Linked DNA regions of Mus musculus: regions 1 and 2 are each linked to region 3. The links are chromatin loops, found by intact Hi-C in ENCODE. Cell type or tissue: heart. All regions are shown on one strand.

Region 1 (2,500 bases), 820 kb after region 3:
GCTCTATAAGATGGGATTTTGTGTCTACCCCATTCACTTGAAAACGGTGTGCACAACTCCTAGACAGGGCCACTTGACAGCAAGCTTCTGTGGATGGTCAACTTCGTATCAAGTGGAGTAGTGATCGATTGTGTATCTGAATTCACACCGTTTAGCAGCACAGAGAGGGTAGCTGGAAAAACCGGCACAGGGTGTGCTCGTCCAGGGTCAGTCCTGGGAACGCTGGGATGAAAGTCATGGGAGCTCACAGTCCAGTACCAAAGGCAACGGGCAAAGGCTGTGCAGATCAGCATGGCAGGCTGCAGGATTAACTTTCAGGGGCGGTGGAACCTGTGCAGACGTGAATACAAATCACAACTATACACTGCACAGATCGGAAAGTCATTTTCCAAACGGTGGACACTGATCCAGGTCTGAGAGCTGGGCCAGGCCAGGAGGTTGGGCAGGCTGGCAGGGAGCTGGATCTGATGTCGGACTCAGTCTTATTTTCACCACTTTCCTGAACATTCTAAAGTGAGTGGTAGGACCGTAGTAAGTATGGAGAAGAAAGAGAGCTGCTAATGAAAAATGAGTGCCCATGACTAGCTGCAGCCTGTGCTCAATGGTCAACTGACACTCTGCCTTTGACAAGAGGCAGATTCCATGAACTTAGAGACCCTGCCAGGAAAAAAAGCAATTAACCAGAAGGAATCCACCCCAGGCTTGGCCGGACCCTGTTGGAGCTGGAGTGGGTGAGGGAGGCGGGTAAGTCTAGCAAAGCCACAGGGAAAGGACTGTGGTGTTTTTCAGGTACATTCCTAGACAGGGCTGTCCTCGGCCACAGATCCCAGAGTCCCAACTGAAGATGAACTGCTGGGTCTGGCTTGAATACCCAGCTAAATGCCACCTAGTTTCCGAGGCTGTGTGCCACTGCTGCCGTGAGGAATGATGGGCAGGCCAAGTGACGTGGCTTTCTGGTCCATTTCTGCACAGTCTGGAACATCTAAGAGAACGTTACACTGGGCTCTAACCCAGCAGCTAGGCCAGGAGCCCAGCTTTCTATGTGAATGCATTTTGGGCTAAAGTTTCCTCCCGCTGTGCTGTCTAGCACTTCTTACTTGGACCAGTGACATCTGCATGATCGGGAAGCATGTGGGGCATGCAGAAGCTCTGCCTCCCTGTCTCTAGTCAGAATATGCATTCAGGGCAACCTGGCTGAGAGCCAGGGGGCGCCATAGAGCAAGGAGCGGCACCCATACTAGCAGACGTTCAGCCCCAGTCAAAAGCCGCTGGATCTGATGTTGGACTCTCTGCTTCAGAGACGAGGCTGGCCCACAGCAGGAGCCTGCAGGGGGCTTCCCTTCAATGGGGTGGGAGAGCAGAAATGGCAAGGACCCTCACAGCTGCTGGCAGAGAGCACCGATTTATGGGTCACTTTCGCTATTTCGAGCAAAAGAGGCCGAGCAAGAGTTTAAACCAGGGCAGCCTCCTCTAGGTATGTGGGGGCTTCATGAGTAAATCCCAGGAACTCGGTAGCAAGCAGAGGTCTCATTTCCATTTTCCAGATGGTTGAGGGATAGATAGGGCTGGGATGTTGCCAGCTGGCTGAACAAACTCGGGACCCTCTCTTTGCTCTATTGGTGCCAGCTGGTTCTTGGGCCAGAGATGCAAGCTGTGCCCAGGCACACGTCATTCCAGGTCCCCGGAGACATGCCAGGCACCGGCTGTTGGTCTTTCTCACCAGAGCCAAGGCCCAGCCGTGGGTCTTCTCTCATAGGCACCGATGACCACGACTCTTTCTCTCTTCTCCATCTTAATGACCGGTATCACTTCTCAGACCACACACCGCACCTCACATAATGCCGCAGATAGATGTTGGCTACAGAATGGCTCAGGCAGGAATAAAGAGGCTGCCGTGTTCAAGGAGCTCAGAGAGCTGATGTACTGGGACTCTCTGTAGGGGACCAGATAAAATGTCTAATGAATGCACAGAGCTGCCAAATACAGATCCAGATGATAGGCCGTTTGGAATTGCCACTTTGAAGCGGGCACCAGCAGGAGAAAGTGCGCCTGAGTTAGAGCCAGGGTCCTAGGCTGGGGTCCTCCACTGCGGCATTTCTCCAGAGTAAGGTTCACGACCCGCACTTCAGTGTGCTGGTCACGTGTCAGCCTTGGGGTGCTACCTTCAGAGGCCTGCCCCAGCTTGTACATGGTGTGGTTGGTGAGCATGTGTCTCTAGGCTTTCCAATATGATTGTTATAGTCACAGGTGTAACTACTGGCATTAATGATCAAATTGGATCTGGGCGAGCAGGCAGACAATGGGCTTTCCCTTGTATAGACAAGCAGAGAACCACTCACTCACTTACTCACTCACTCACTCACTCACATTCAAAATGGGGTAAAATCCAGTCCAAAAGTGTGGCCAAATTGATCACAGCACCCATTACTTTCATAGCTACAACCAGAGTGATTGGAGAAGAAGGCGGTGCCCTTTTCTTGTGGAACTCAAGGGACTTCTG
Region 2 (2,500 bases), 310 kb after region 3:
CTACGGGATATGGCTGGTGGTAAGTAATCGGTGTAAAGTGACACTGGGGAGGTGGTGAACACTTTAAAGATGACTAAAGATCCTCTGCACTTGGCTATGTTATCCTAGGATAAAAACCAAGGAAAACTGTGGGGACTAAGAGGAACCCCTCCTTCTGGAACAAGGGTTGCTTTTTAAACAGGGAAGGACTGAGTTTGCAAACATATAGATGTACACTCTATGCAACTCAAAACTTAAAGCAAATGAATACTGACAAATGTTCTTTATAATGGACACTCACAGCTTATATTCTTAATAAGCAATAAGCTCAAACTCCTATAAGCCTTGAGTTAGCAAACTGAAAGGCAGGACTATTTGCCTGTGCTATGCAAGGGCTCTCTTACCTGAGTCCTGCTTGCTTTCATCTTCATTGACCAAGAATCCCATGTGGTAATTCCCCACTTGTTCTGGGTAACATTTTTCTAGTTCACAGACTGGTGGATAGTGGGTAACGAACAGTGTTAAGGATTTCACCTAAAACAGTAAGACATATAGTGTTGTTTTGATTAAAATTTCAAATCTTTATAAAAGCTACAAGAACAAAAACTACCATATACTCTTGGCTTAGACAACAAATTAATATCTTGACACGTTCCTTCCCTTTCTCTAGCCTATAAAGGCAGATGGGCAAACAGACACACATGCATGCGCATGCACGCTCACACCCATAAGCACGCAAGCACAGACATGTTTCCTGAATCACCTCTCCCTCCCGCAGTACTGACAACTGAACCCAGGGCTTTCGCACAGTGGGCAAGGGCTCTGCCACTGAGCCACAGCCTCAGTCATAATCATTTGACAATTAGCTGCAGATAACATCACCTATATAACCAGAATAAAATTCCTATAAATAAGAAACTTACTAACAGAGTATGACTCATATGTCTTCTTAAGTATCAAAAATGCTTTTTCCCCCCTCTTCTTTGTCCTTTATGACATTAACACTGTGATTAACACACAAATTTAACTGCTTTCTTATTACCAGAAATTAAAAAGAGGAATTTGAAATTTAGTAAACAAAACAAAAACTAAGTTTCATCTATACAGGCACCATTCAAGTTAAATACGTGGGCAAAACCACAACAAAAATATAGAACTGACTGCTCTTCCAGAGGTGCTGAGTTCAATTCCCAGCAACCACATGGAGGCTCACAGCCATCTGTAATGGGATCCGATGCCCTCTTCTGGTGCTTCTGAAGACAGCTACAGTGTACTCACATAAAATATATAAAAAATTTTAAAAAAATTAAAAACACACTGAACAAAAACTTTGTGTTTCTGAGAAAAGGCATCAAAGATCAGCTAAGTACAGAGAAGCCTGGCCATGCTAGGCTTAGGAAGTGTCACTGCTGTCAACGGTGGTTCTTCCCAACTTGATCTAGAGACTCAACAGAATGCTGAGCCTGCTAGACGGTGGAAGGGACAGGCTGCAGCAACAGTGTGCAACCATGATGTGAGGGATAGCATTCCTGTTCTCTCTGGGTCTCTGAACTGCTTTCCTTTGAGGAAGCCTGGCTTCGTTTTATTACAGATGCCCAAGAGACCCAGAAAAGAGAGCAGAAGGCCCAGCTAAGTGCCAGCACCAAGCTTTCCAGCTTCTGTGTGAGCGACATTAGCAGGGAGTCCTGTAGCCCTTGTCCCACCTTCAGATGACAGCTACTCCCACTGACACGCTTGTCACAGCTAGCAAAGATGGAATTGAACAACACCCAGAGTTGCTATGACGGAATCCCGGTGAGCAGTGACATTCATTCACTAACAGTCACACCACGGACACAGTAGAGCACAGCAGAAATTATGAACTAGACTTCAGGGCTGGCAAACTCATTCTGCTGTAACTTCCTCCTGGAGGTCAAGCAGCTGTTAAAATGTGTTGGTGGTAAAAGGGGACTTTACCAAACCTTTACCATATGTAGTGAGATGTAGCTTTTCAAATTAGGATTAAAAAAAAAAAGGAAAGTGTTTTACGGGGAAGGTGCATGTTATCATTATCATGTCATCCTAATAAATGTCTGGACAAAACCCGGAGCTCCTCTGGCTATTTAGTTCATTGACAAAGGTAGTGAAGTGCTTGCCACACATGTAAAAAGCTGGGTGTGGTGCTGTGAGTTTGTAGTCTCTTTCCCCGGAGACTCCATGGGGCTCACTATCCACATACACTTCCACACTCATGCACATTCCTTGCACATGCACACATACACACATGCACATTCCTTGCACATGCACACATACACACGTGCATATTTCTTGCACATGCACACATACACACATGCACACTCCTTGCACATACACACATACAGAAGGGGAAGGGGGCATGCAGGCATTACATGAAGGCTTTACAACTATAGTTATACAATAACCATGAGACCAGAGTTCATGTCTCTCCACAAAAGATAACAGACTTGTTAATCATCTCCTATTTAAATGTATGCTATTATAATATGCTAGCTTCAAACAATAT
Region 3 (2,500 bases):
GCACCCTTTTAAAAGATGATGTGAAAATTTTGCTGATGGCTGTCTGAAGCATGGTGCATGGTTATTTCTGAATATTTGTTCTCATGCAACATGGCTGACATAATCATATTCTCAGATCCTTCACACAAATAGTGACTTTTGTGTTTGCTGTTACTGCCTGGGATTTTTTTTTTTTTTTTTTTGCCATGAAGAATCCTATGAATTCAGTTCTTCCTCACCAGCTAGGCTGTGGAGGAAGCAGGAAACAGGGGACAAGGGGCAAGTTCTTGGCATCCCTTGTAATGCATAAGCTGCTGAAGCTGGGAAGGGACCATCACATGAGCAAGACACAGAATTTTCATCTGACTCCGGTTACCTGTGCTGCTCAAACTTCTGGGTGCACAGTAGTCACTGGGGTTGGGATGGTGGACACTTATCGTCTGGTCCAGATGTTTGGAAAGGCAAGGAGACTGAATTGTTGTTTCAGATTTGTTTTATTTTATATGTATGCGTGTTTTGCCTGAACATATGTATGTGCACCATGCATGTGTCTAGTAATCACTAGATCTCCTAGAACTAGAGTCACTAATGGTTGTGACCCACCAAGGCAGATGCTGGGAGCCCAAACCTGGCCCTCTGTAAGAGCAGGAAGTGTTCTTAACTACTGAATTATATCTTCATCTCCAAGATTCTGCTTATAACAAACTCTGCAGTGACAAAGTTTCAGGATCAAGACATTACACTACTTTTGTTTTACCTTTAAAGCCGAAACCTTTGATGAACTCACAGGATACCATGCTATTCACAAATGAATGTAAAAATACACAATTGGTCATTGAAAAGTTTTGTTTTTAAAAGTATAGAATGTTCTTTCTAATGAAAAAGAAATATAAATCAGGAAGGGAAGGCATTTCCCCCTATTTAAATCCAGAGAGAGGATATTTATAAGTCTGGCTGATTGCGTTGCATCATAGAAAATAATTTTGGCTGCATTTCACGAGCCTCGTCTCAGTGAAGCTCATTGTCCACAAGATGGCACTGCTGGGCCACCACACTATTGGGAGGTACCAGCGCTGGATCTGTCCAGTTGTCTGGTGAACAGCAGGGGAGCAGGACCTGAGACCAGAGGAAGTCTCTGAGCCTATTTCCGAAGTCATTATTTCCACAGGATCTCCATGTCCCTCTGCTTCAAATGAATGAATCACGGGCACTGAGACAGAAACATTAGGGGGTTGAAAAGAAAAGAGGAAAAAGGAAAAACTAAGAAGAAAAATGAGGGCCCCAGGAAATATGGAGTGCCACATTTCAATCTGTCTCTTATTCTTTTGACAACAACTGTCGAGAAAGTCAATATGCAGGTGCTGGGGAAGGCAGAGCACCTGTATGGGCAGGTGGATGGGCAGATGGGCTGATGGAGGAAACAGTAGCTAAAGACACCTAGAGCACAGACTTGAGAAGGTGATGGGGAACAGAAGGGACCGGGTGATGTTCTGCTGAGACTTAGAGCAGCAGTGGAGGCTGAGACAATCTAAGCACAGCAAAGAGGCAGAAGCCAGAGAGAGCGGGTTAAAAGTCTCTAGGTGGGACTGCGCACAATGGACACTTACTCACAGTGATTGCCAAGAGAAGAACCAGGGAGATGAGGCTGACAATGACTGCCTCGGGCTTGGTGCCAGCTCACCCCATGCTAGGTGTGAGTACCATTTCAAGTGAGCAAAGTACAGAGCCTCAGATGTACAGAGCCTCTCATTCAAACTTCAAGAGGCAGCAAAAAGCAGACCCTGATCTGGACTCCTATAGTGCTGGCCACTACAGTCCTTCAGAAGGGAACAACTATGGACCCACTACTAGTAAGACTGGCTTGGGGATATGTGGAACCATGAAAGGCAGCCTGGCTTCTGGTTGAGCTAGGTTTGAAACCCTGGTGACCCCACAGGTGACCCTGCAAGGGATGGTAGGTGTTTTGCCACGCTCCTCGATGCCAGGCCCCTAACATGAGGCAGCAGCTCTCCATAGGCCTGTGGCCATCAGTCACGTAAGGGCAACGTCCCAAGCCCCTCCACAGGTAGAAAACCACAGGTCATGTAGCCTCACCACAGATCTCCATTTTAATGAGGTACCTAAAGTTCTGAAGGGCTTATCCAGTAAACTTCCCTTCCCAGACATTCCTCCCTACAAAAGGTATTTAACCTCGGGCCTGTCCTGAGAAGGTGGGGTACAGTTTTACTTATCACAACTCTCTGCCATAACAATAAATGTCTTAAAGCCATGGACTGTCTCTTTTCGTCAGGATCCTCTGTGGGGAGCAATGGAACAGGCCTTCATCTAAAGAGCCGAATGCTAATCTCTCACAGACAGTCTCTCAGCTCTCCCAACCATGGCTTCCACCAAGCCAAGCCAAGGACTCTCTCCTCTATGTGGGACCCAGCCAGAGCTCTCCTCCCCACTTTTCCTTAGGCCCTGGCTGGATCCAGCCCATGGGCCCTCACTCCATTCTCAGCTCTTCCGATGAGTCCAGCGG

The links. Peaks named below come from ENCODE experiments on the same cell type or tissue, not always from the same donor. Only the 100,000 strongest peaks of a DNase experiment are listed, where the experiment ranks them.
Region 1: it touches region 3 in a loop (4-fold over the local background); 13 of 42 quality-filtered maps call a loop at or near these places.
Region 2: it touches region 3 in a loop (6-fold over the local background); 5 of 42 quality-filtered maps call a loop at or near these places.

The regions. Positions count from the first base shown.
Region 1 is chr13:92,732,322-92,734,821 of GRCm38, forward strand. No RefSeq gene overlaps it. Among named protein-coding and RNA genes, the nearest start is that of Gm41018, 26 kb to the left of the region's middle. In heart, a CTCF peak has its summit at 1,204; no DNase peak of the experiment used is centred here; H3K27ac peaks cover 495 bases.
Region 2 is chr13:92,220,573-92,223,072 of GRCm38, forward strand. Msh3 (mutS homolog 3) reads right to left here. Exons shown (of 24, transcript NM_010829.2): 22 at 384-513. Among named protein-coding and RNA genes, the nearest start is that of Rasgrf2, 90 kb to the left of the region's middle. In heart, a CTCF peak has its summit at 1,224 (motif pointing left); no DNase peak of the experiment used is centred here; H3K27ac peaks cover 238 bases.
Region 3 is chr13:91,907,392-91,909,891 of GRCm38, forward strand. All of the region lies in intron 19 of Rasgrf2 (RAS protein-specific guanine nucleotide-releasing factor 2), which reads right to left. Among named protein-coding and RNA genes, the nearest start is that of Gm46435, 16 kb to the right of the region's middle. In heart, a CTCF peak has its summit at 1,009 (motif pointing right); a DNase peak (open chromatin) is centred at 1,030; H3K27ac peaks cover 207 bases.